Linked DNA regions of Mus musculus: region 2 is linked to region 1. A link is a contact called in ENCODE POLR2A ChIA-PET data. All regions are on one chromosome and are shown on one strand. Each heading gives the region's core, a stretch centred on a gene start or an enhancer-like site at or near the end of the contact. The rest is flanking DNA. Distances are from core to core; before and after follow the strand shown.

Region 1 (5,474 bases), core at 1,614-4,113:
AATTAGGGAGTTCCATTCTAGCTAACCTTCTCATGAATAATGCAATACTCTAAAACAACAGCCGAATCTACTTCCTAAACCATTGTAAATTCCTGTATATGGGAACAACTTGGCTTTTATTCTAAGTGATAGTGTGGGGGGACTTTCTACTAATGAGTAATGTAGTCTGCCATACATAGCTATAATAAAAATTCTAAACTTACGTTGCTAAACTTGCCCTGAGATTTCTAACTCTATGTAGTAGATAGTAATGCCTGAATTCTTTCACTATCTCTCTTACAATACCAAAGGCAATTCTGAATGTCAGTGAATAGGCAACATTCTTACTGAATTCCAAGCCCAGAGTTGGCTCAAGGACTACCTAGGGTATTGGTGAAGGCCAGGAAGTAAAGTTCAATTTTGCTTAGGTATTTGGCAAGTCATTGCTTGGAGACACCTATAATAAAACAATACTGAAAGAAAGCAGACAGATCCATACTCTGACTAACGCAAGGGCAAAATTGGAGCATATGTGCTATGGGATGCCATGGCTCCAGGAGACTAAGTTTCTGTGAACTTTTTGCCTCGGGACTACTTCCAGGTTTCTAGGCCTGTCACGCCAGTCACTACTGGAATGGATGTAGCAAATCTTCTCTGGCCACCTAGGTTTTGGGCATGGCCAGGTTCTGCCTTCTCTATCCTCCTTCCTGCCACCTTCTTGAGTCTGAGGTTCCCTGTCTCATATTCATATTCATAACTGCAATGCCAGTTTGAAGGCTGTTTTTGCCAAGTTATCCTTACCTGGCCTCCTGGATTGTGCACAGAGTCATCTTTAATGTTCCCTTTTATATATACTACTCATCGTGTGGTGAGAGTGTCTCCCCAGGACCCTCTGCCACAGTCCCTCCTCCCCTGCACTCAAAGGGCCACTCTCCTAGAATTTACCCTTCACATCCTCACTTCCACTCTTGCCTGCACACCTAACATGGGCTCTCTCCTGCTCATCCTGCATCTAGCTGCCTGCTCTCTACCCTTCAGGAGTCAATTCTGACTGTCCCCTTCCTCTGTAGCTGAGAACCCCTATACTATATTGAGAGCTTGTGGAGAAAATAGACTTAGAAAGTAAGTCTCTCAGCAGCACAGAGGCCACCCCAGTAGTGGAAAAGGCCCTTTTTGGAGTCCAAGTGCAGATAAGTGGGTGCAACCCATCTAATTTGGTTGTCTGGTCTCCTCCAAGAGAAAATGCAACTTCTTGTATGATTGTTTTATTTTTGTTTTTTGAAACAGGGGTCTCTCTACACAGCCCTGGCTGTCCTATGCTCACTATGTAGACAGGCTGGCCTCGAACTCACAGAGATTCAACAGCCTCTGCATCCTGAGCAGTGGGATTAAAGATGTGAGCCACCATGCCAGGCCTACTTCTTGTATCTTTTTGAGAAGCACTGTTCTATCTCAAACTAAACTCCTGCAGAGTAAGGTGAGAATCTCCCCGGTCAGAGGCAACAGTGGAGTTGTTCCTGAGTAGTCAGATATAGCACACTGCCGAGGTCAGAGGTGAGCAAGGAAAGTGAGGTTGGGGCAGCCCTTGTGCACACGCACTACCTCACAGGATAGCTCCACAGAGGACATCCTAGGAGGCAAACCCATCAAGAGGTCTGCTGCTACGTTTCTGATGTGTTCAAGCAGCGCCAGCTGTTGGGACGGAGTACTAAAGAGTGAGAGGAGGCAGTCCTCTTTCCCCTGAGGCACCACAGAACTGCTGGCTCACATTTTTAGACTTGAGTTTATGCCAGTGCAATCTGTGGGTGGATGTATCTGGGACTGAATCAGCTCCTGATCCCGAGACCTGATCCTGATCTCAGCCCTCGGGGATTGATTAGAAGCCTGGCTGGGTCTTCAGCTGGAAGAGTTCCTTTGGCGGTTCACTTGGGCACTCTGCTTTTGTGCCTCTGGACTTCCGGGTGCTTTTGGTTTTCTATTTAATTTTCTGGTTTATTTGCAACTCCAGTCCAGCAACCCAGTCTGAGCTCCAGGGCCATGCTTCTGCTCCGTACAGAAAACTCTGCTTCAATCTCTTAGAGATTGGAAGGTGGAGCCTGAGATAATTGGAGGACATTTACAATACAGGGCTATATCAGGCTTTGATTCTCAGGCAGGTCAGATGGGAGGCAGCCCAGGTAGTATCCTGGCCTGGGAGCTGCAGAATGACACTGCACTGGGGAGCGAGGCTGCGCTGTGGAAGCCAGCTCCTATTGCTAGTGGGAGCGACCTCATAAAGGAGAGCCTTGGCAGCCACAGTGGGACTGAGGAGGCTGTCCCTCTAGGGTGCCCCCTCTCCTTTGATCAAGGCACTCTCACTGAACACTCATCTGCCAGATGCAGCAAGGACATCCAGTCCACAAAGGGACTGCCTCAGAACCACCAAAGAGCACAGCAACCGTCAGAAGAGCCCAGGCAATCTACACGAGAGCACAGACAGCATGAGGTGGGTGGGCACTGACGCTGCGGAGAGCAAGTCAGCCAGTGCGGGAAGGTATTCCTGCAAAGCTCCCGGCCCTTTCGCTGCACTTGCGCAATGGCCTTCAGATGCCACGAGTGCAGCAAGGCCTCTGGAGCGCCGACCTCGTGGAGCACCAGCGCAGCCACGCTGCTACTCATGCCCCAACGCGCACCCGCGGTGCACGCGGGCGATCGGCCCTACAAGCGCGGTGCCCGCGAGAAGGCCTCCAGGGGCAGCTCGCTGTTCAGCACGCACCGCCCAGCGCGCATCGGGGTGAGACCCTACGCATGCGCCGCCGAGTGCGCCAAGGCCTTCAACCAGCGCACGCACCTCACCCGCCACCTCTACGGCCACACGGGTGAGAGGCCCTGCAGGTGCGGCTGTGGCAAGGCCTTCGCCTGCCACTCTTCGCTCACCGTGCACGAGGAGATCCACCGTGGCCACAAGCCACTCAAGTGCTGGGACTGCGCCAAGGCCTCCCACAGGCGCGCGGGCCTCGCCCTCCACCAGAGGGCGCACACGGCGACATGCCCTTCAAGTACTGCGAGTGCGGCTCTGCTGCCCCTGGGACATGGGGTGCACCAGCGCACCCACAGCGGGGAGAAGTCGTTCCGGTGCTTCGAGTGCGTTAAGGCCTTCAGCTTGTACTCCTACCTCATGGTGCAGCCAAACTGGCGAGAAGCCCTACAAATGCCACAAGTGCGGCAAGACCTTCACCCAGAACCACTGTCTTACCACACACAGGAAGGTTCACCCCGGGAGAGAAGGCTTTCCAGGGCGGGAAGGATTTCTGCTGGAACTCACACTTGGAGCGCCAGAGGTTGCACTGTGAGGAGTTCAATAGGGGCTTGCTGAGCTCCATGCCTGGCAGCCTGCTGGATGCAGGGAATACCAAGGCGAGTGGCATGGACCCCATAAATGCTTTGAGCATAGCAAAGCTGTGTGTGATACAACTGACCCCTGGAGAACAAATCTGTCAATCAGGGTGACACTCGCCGGTTACTTCCCCACTCTCCCAAGTCATCAGCTCTAGATTCTCAGAGCCAGACGACTGTCCCTCCAGGTGAAAAAGCCTGGCTTGACCTTAAAGTAGTCTCTCACAAGCCATTCCCTCCTACTAGATATGGTCATGGCTAGGGAAGAAGTCATCCTACCAACATGCTTAGTGGGGCCAGAGCCATGAGAGTTTTTGCAGCTAGACACAGGCATTTTTCCTTCTCTCTCTCTCTCTCTCTCTCTCTCTCTCTCTCTCTCTCTCTCTCTCTCCTCTCTCTTCCTTCCTTCCTTTCTTTTTAAAAATTGTCTTATTTATTTATTTATTTATTTATGAAATAGAGTTTCTCCGTGTAGCCCCGGTTGTCCTGGAACTCTTCCCACAGATCAGACTGGCCTTGGCCTACCAAGTGCTGGAATGAAAGGTGTGCATCACCTCCTCCCAGCTGGCATTTTCTTTTAAAAGAAAATAAGGGCTGTGCAGATGTGTAAGTGGGTAAACTGCTTTTTGCCATGCAAGTGTGAAGGCCTGAGTGTGCACCTCCATAACCTGTGTGAAAGCCAGGTGTAGTGGACAGGTGTACGCCCACCTCTGAGCAGAACAGGAACCAGCAGGCTCTTGAAGCTCTCCAGCCAGCCAGTCTAGCTGAACTAGTGAGACCCTGACATTTCCCAGTGAATTTTTAATTGTTATTTAGGTGCTTTGCCTACATGTATGCTAGTGCATTGCCTGGGTGCCTGGTACCCACAGAGGCCAGAAAAGTAGATTAGATCCCCTAGGACTGGATAAACCCGTGTCCTCTGGAAGAGCAGTCCGTGCACTTTCTACCAAGCCATCTCTCCATCCACAGAAACCTGGCTTGAAAAATAAAGTAGATCCACATGTGGTAGCTCATGCCTTTCATATCAGCACTTGGGAGGCAGAGGCAGGAGAATCTCTGTGAGTTTGATGCCAGACTGGTCTACAGAGAGAGAGAGTTCTGGGCCAGCCAGAGCTCTATAGTGAGACCATCTCAAAATAAACAACTAATGTAGAAAGCCATAAAGGAAGGCACCTGGTGTCTCCCCACAAGCATGCACACACAGATACACACACAAATTAAAAGCTCTGGAGAAATGTCACAGAGGTGACAACATAAAAACCTGAGTTCTAGTCCCCAGAGCACACATACCCTCCCAATGCTGAATCAAGGAGGGACAGGAGGATCTCTGAGCCTTGTTGGCTGCCATCCTAGCTCCTGTCTTGAAGGAAAAAGTCAGAGAGTGATGGAACAAGACACTTGATGTCCTCTTCTGGCCTCTGCAAATGAACACATGGGTGCACACACTCACGCATACACATATGCCAAACACACGCAGCAAAAAAAAAAAAAAAAAAAAAAGACTAGAAGTTAAGATTAGTGACACATGCCTATGTTCAGATCCCAAGCACCTACATAGGAAGCCAGGATTGGTAACATGCTTTTAATTCCAGGGCTGGGGAAGCAGAGACAGAAGGACTCCTAGGGCTAGCTGAATTAGGAAGCGAAGGGATCTTTCTTCAAGAACCATTTGTCAGCATCTTTCTCTAGGATCTAGGGCTCAGTGATGAAGCTATGCTGAGTGGTAAATCCCAGGACTCTGCCTGTCCCCCACCTCGTCAGTGCTGGAATCTCAAGTATGCCTATTACAAGCATCCTTGTGTGTGTGCACTGAGCATGAAGCGCGGGCCTTCTTGTTGATACAGTAAGTGCTTTACCAACTGGCCTATTTCCTCAACTCCTAAAGCTGTATAAACAAGCAGAGGGCAAAGACAGTGGGCAAAGATGATCTACTTCTTAGAGTTCCTCATGTTTTACTTCCTCCTGGTCCCAGTTCACAGGAGTAGAAATTTGGAAACTCACTTGACGAAGCCAAGAAATTATCCCAAGCCCAATTCTGATGCTGGGAAGAGTTCCAGAAAGGTCCTCATAGGGTCACTGGTTTCCAGGTCACTGTCAGGAGCCCCAGGCTCTCAGTAGAA
Region 2 (5,474 bases), core at 2,196-4,695, 76 kb before region 1:
GCTGCACCCAGCAGTGGTTAAGGATCTCATCGATGTGCAGCCGGCGGTTGACATCTGGCTGTAACATTCTGTAGATGAGGTCCTTGCACTCACCAGTCAGGTGTTTAGAGCGTGGAAAGTTGACACGGTGCTCCTTCTGGATGCGCAGCATCTTTTTGATGTTGGAGTCATCGTAGGGCATGGAGCCACAGACCATGATGTAGAGAATCACACCCAGGCTCCAGATGTCATACACCTTGGGCTGGTAGGGGATGCCCTGCAGCACCTCGGGGGCCGCATAAGCTGCTGACCCACAGAAGGTCTTGCTTAATATCAGTCGACCACTATCATCCCGCAAGCAGCGCTTGGAGAAGCCGAAGTCAGACAGTTTGATGTTGAAGTCCTTGTCAAGCAGAAGGTTCTCACATTTGAGGTCTCGGTGGACGACATCCAGGTCGTGGCAGTACTTGATGGCCGAGGAGAGCTGGTGGAACTTCTTTCGAGCATCATCCTCTTGCAGGGCTCCTCTGGTTTTGATGAACTCGAGGAGGTCACCCTGGACCCCAAGCTCCATGACAATGTAGACCTTGCCATCTGATGTCTCAAAGATCTCATAGGTCTTGACAATAGAGCGGTGGTTTAGCATGGCCAGAATCTCAATCTCCCGGGGAAGGAATTTCTCCAGGAAGTCTGAGGGGGCTTTCTTGCGATCGATGATCTTGACCGCCACGTTGAACTTTAGGCGCTCAGAGTAAGCGGATTTGACTTTGGCATATGAGCCCTCTCCCAAGTTTATCCCCATGATGTAGCCTCGTCGCTTGAGGACGGCAGCGTCATCCATGGTGCCGGGAGTGCCCAGTGCCTCCGAGGCTGCCCTCTACATCCCTGCCAGACATGGGCCAGCAGTGTCCTCATTTACACTGTGGACAGAGAGTCCTCTGAGCTGTCCAGGCCTGCTGTCCCTGCCTCCTAAGAGGCCCAAGACTCTAGCATGGAACTTTCAGCACTGTCTCCCAGGTGACTTCAGTGGGTGAAGTCACAAAGGAGTAATGCCCTGGGGGAAATGTAGCTATTGCCTGGGCCGATTGAACTTGGAACCTAGAAGATCTGCCAGTGTACTGGAGCAGACTGAAGACTGTACACGAAACAGGGAACAGAATGGCTTCATGCTTGGCTCCAGCCTGAGGTGAGAGAGGCTTATGAGACACAAAGGTCTGCTCATGTTTCTAATCCTAGAAATTGATCTGCTCTACAGTGGCATGGCTCATTATCAATCAGGTCAATCTAGGGCATCCAGTGTGGGTGGTCCTATCAGTCAAGGGTCCCAGGCAGAAATAGAAGATACACTCATGCAAGGATAGTAGAAGGAAGTCTTGATAAAGGGGTGCTTTAGAAAGGTTGGAGCAAAATATAGGGAACTCTGTAGGTGATGCAGTTCCCTAAGGTAGTAGCAGACTCCTGACTCACATGGTAGAGTAGGGAACAGAAAGGGCCACCCTGACAGTAACCTTTGTTAGAGGAAAAAACGCCAGTCTGCAGTGACTCTACAGGCCAGTGGTAAGGAAGCCAGCGTTCATGAGACCCTACCCTTCAGCTCTTGATTCTGTCTACACAGGTAACCCTTAAAGTCACTGAGAAGGTGACTTCAGTGGGTGAAGTCACAAAGGAGTAATGCCCAGGGGGAAATGAGGCTATTGCCTGGGGTGCTTGGACTTAGAACCTGGAAGGTCTGTCAGTGTACTGGAGCATACTGAAGGTGAACAAACTCGTTTGTGCTTGGCTCCAGCCTGAGGTAAGGGGCTTCACCTTTTTTTTTTAAAAGATTTATCTATTTATTTTATGCATATGAGTACACTGCAGCTGTACAGATGGTTGTGAGCCTTCATGTGGTTGTTGGGAGTTGAAATTTTAGGACCTCTGCTTGCTGCTCACTCCGGCCCAAAGATTTATTTATTATTATAAGTACACTGTAGCTGACTTCAGATGTACTCATTGCAGGTAGTTTTGAGCCACCATGTGGTTGCTGGGATTTGAACTCAGGACCTTTGGAAGAATAGTTAGTATTCTTACCTGCTGAGCCATCTCACCAGCCTGGGGCTTCACCTTTTAAAAGAGCACTTTTGAATGTGTTTTGGGCCCTGAGACAGACCTGGGCCGACTTCAGGTTCTTTATCTCCTGGCCCAGTGGTGGTAGTGGTGGTGGTGGGTTAAGGAGTTAACTCTGTGCTTTCATTGTACCGCTCAGCCAGACTTCTCACTTCCTGTCCTGCTCTTTTCTCTTCCAAACCTTTCCTGGACTCTTAACGGCGGCTCTGCAGGTGGACAGTTGGCAGGAAGACTGCACTTGGCTGAGTTCCCTCCAAAGGACCTGCCCAACTCAGAGCTCTGGCTGAGCTCCCAGGGCAGATTTGCAGTGGGGGTGGGTATGGGGGCAGAAGGCTAGGCCTGGATCTTGTACTCAGTGCTGGGAATGTGCCATAAAACTATCTGAGTGCCCAGAGCAGCACTGGACAGGTACCCTTGCTTCTGCCAGCAAGGAACCCCCCATCTGTTGTGACAAGTCCTATGTCCAACATCTTGGGCCAAGACCTGGTAAAGTTGGAATGTCTGACGACTTGACCTTGACTTTACCTACCTATAACAAGTTAGCATCTTTCACTCATGGCTCCATGTATCTATCGTAGGTTGAAATCCTGGGACTTTGGTGGAGGGGCAATAAGAGTGAGTCAGATATGCTGGAGGTGACTGGCCTTCCCCACTTTTCACTTCCTTCCCCTGAACAGATTGGTTTTTCATTTGCTGTCTCTCCTTCCACGTTCATGCTGTTCATGAAGGCAGGTGTGAGTTTAGCATGTGGAGCCTTGTTCCCAGGCTTTAGCCCTGTCTCTGCCTGGGCTTTTTTTCTCCATTGTATAGGCAGCTCCTTCCCCAGATCTGGTCCAGAGACTCTGGGCTTCTCTGTTAGATTCTGACATCCATTAAGCCATTTCCTCCTCTGTTGATATTCTTTGTGCCATTCCCTGATCCACAGAGACTGCTGGTCCTTTATTTTCACTAGAGCTCTTCACTTTCTTCACAGCCGTTCGGCGTTTAGAAGACCACTTTAGGGAATATGTTGGCACTGGGACAGACCTGGGCCTCCAGGAGTAAAGATCGTTCAGGTCCAGCTATACCTCCTCAATTCACTAATCCCGGATTCCCCACTCCTACCCACCCCAGACCCTGGCGCCAGCACTGTCAGTCCTTGTGACCCTACCAGCACTAGGGACCCCTTTTGGTACCTCGCTGCCAAGGCTGCGTCCCACCTCTCGGTTCAGCCAATGGCACGCCTCATTTCCTGCTAGCCCCGCCCTTGGCCCCGCCCACTCGCTCATTCCCTAGGCCTCTCGTGCTCATGCCCCGCCCCGCGTCTGGAGCTCGGGTCCTACCTCCCTCCGCCACCCCACCCCCCGCCCAGCTCGGCGTTCATTGGTTAGTGCGGGCCGGAGGCGGGGTGGCGCGGGCCGGAGCAGGACGGCCGCCATCTTGCGCGAGCCGGAATCTCATCCCGCTCCTGCGGCCTAGAGTGCGCGCGAGTCGGTGGCGTTCTCTTGCCGCGGCCCAGCTGGATCCCTCGCCTGCCGCCCCTCAGCCCCAGGTCGGAGTCCGGCCTTCACCCACTCCTCTCGGCCAGGTCCGGCCTCCCCGCGGGGTCACGCGGCTGCCCCGGGGACGATGAACGGAGGATAAATGGTGCCCAAGGCAGACAGCGGTGCCTTCCTGCTGCTCTTCCTGCTGGTTCTCACTGTCACCGAGCCGCTGCGGCCAGGTGCGCGGTGCTGAGGGTGGGGGCGCGGTCGGGGGTGGGGCTGCGGACGTCCGTTCCCCCGCGGCTGCTGGGGGCTACTGCTCCTCGGCCCGGCACAGGCGAGGCCTGGCCGCGGGCCTCTGGGCGTCCCCTGCCCTGGCACAAATTGGAGTGTACCAGGGTTCGGAGCCTCGAGGATGTTGCCTTTAGACCCAGGTCCACCGAGCGCCGCGTGCTCTGGGACCCACTGGCCAGGAGCTGCGTCTCGGGCGCACCCTTCTGCTTGGCTGAGTGGAAGTCTTGGAAGCAGCTTGTGGAGGCACCTGGTGCCCCAAGTGTCCGCCCAATTGTGGCCTAGTGCCAGCGTTTCAGCCCTGGACAGCGATGTCTGGTTGCTCATTGCCACTTAGTGAAACGCTTTATCACAGAAGTCCAGCCCTGCCCAAAGGAGGTACTGGGAGTAAACTGAGTACCAGGTGCAGGGGAGAGTCCTTTCAGCGGTGCCTGGCACTTAGTGCTTTGTGTGGTGTGATTAACTACTTTTGATACTCCCTTGGAGTTTTGTGTGGTGGGGAACCTCAGGTCCCTTTTCTGCTTATTTCAGATACTTCTGAACTGTGCCCCCCCCCCTGCAAAAAAAAACCTTCACTGCACCCTACTTCCGCAACAAAGCCAGGTCAATTTATCCATCAGGCACAGGAATACCAGTACAGCCTCACTGTCCCTTTAGGGATCCCAGCAGGGATGTCTTGTCTGTGAACTTTCAGAGACTCCTCTGTACTAGGGCGGTGGTAAGTAGAGCTCTTAATGCTTTTAGCAGAGGAAGGTTCCCATGAAGGAATGCCCCAGGCAAGTCTTCTATGGGTGACATCATGACTGGGTGTCAGAACAGGTGGGTGCACCCTCAGCAGTGTCCTATCTCAGCTCCCATCCTGCAACATATTTCAATGCTTGGCTTTGTGCTTTTGTCCCATGTGGAAATGTCTGCCAGAGCCTCAGTGACCAAGCCCAAGACAACACTCAACTGAACAGAGCGTTTCCCTGGGCTCCAGGAAGGGAAAAGCCAGCTGCTCTGCATAGTGAACTGACTGGTTGTAAAGTAGCCCGCTAGGAACCCTTGTGGATATGATTCTCTTGTCAGGCTAAAGGGTTTGTGGGTTCTTACCTTTTACATATTGGTAAACATGTTTGTATACTTCTGCATACAGTGAACCCATTCTGATTGTTGGGTCCAGTTTTGCAGGTGAGGTCCAATGCCCCTTGCCAGTCTGTTCCTATATCCTGCCAGCTGGCTGAGAGCATTTCAGAAAGGACATGTGAGTTCTTGCTGCCTGCCCAACGATAGAGGTATTCGAATGCAGAACACACAACCCTCTCTTTAGAAGTGCTCAGTATAGAAGAAGAGAGCAAGTATGAATTCTTCAGTATATTGCTGTGTATTGGGCATCCCCAGAAAGATGGCAGAGGCCATCCATGTGCACATGCGCAGCAGGGGAGCCCTCATACGATCTAAATGGGACCTACAGTGGAAGAGGCTCCAGTGGAGGGAGTAATGGGACCTTGAATCCATGGCTTTCTAGGCTGGAGCTTGGCATCAGTCCCACAGTTCTGTCTTAAGTTGTCCTGCAGAACCCTAAGCACCCTAATGTCCCTTGATGATGTGGGCAGCAAAGACAGGGATTGCTGGGTTAGATTTTTTTTTTATTAG

The links. ChIA-PET counts read pairs that join two places held with the same protein, here RNA polymerase II (POLR2A).
Region 2: POLR2A ChIA-PET joins it to region 1 with 12 read pairs in embryonic stem cell. The contact joins the promoter of Dgcr2 here to the enhancer-like site in region 1. POLR2A ChIA-PET finds 5 or more read pairs at or near these places in 3 of 5 experiments (Patski and embryonic stem cell).

What each region holds. Positions count from the first base shown.
Region 1 is chr16:17,813,015-17,818,488 of GRCm38, reverse strand. It overlaps the pseudogene Zfp520-ps. Among named protein-coding and RNA genes, the nearest start is that of B830017H08Rik, 17 kb to the left of the region's middle. Within about 2 kb of position 2,863, at least 2 of the 3 ENCODE cell types and tissues checked have a DNase peak (open chromatin) inside an H3K27ac peak, as active enhancers do.
Region 2 is chr16:17,889,699-17,895,172 of GRCm38, reverse strand. Dgcr2 (DiGeorge syndrome critical region gene 2) reads left to right here and starts at 3,445. Exons shown (of 10, transcript NM_010048.3): 1 at 3,445-3,787. The coding sequence starts at 3,709. Tssk1 (testis-specific serine kinase 1) reads right to left here and starts at 970. Exons shown (of 1, transcript NM_009435.2): 1 at 1-970. The coding sequence starts at 820.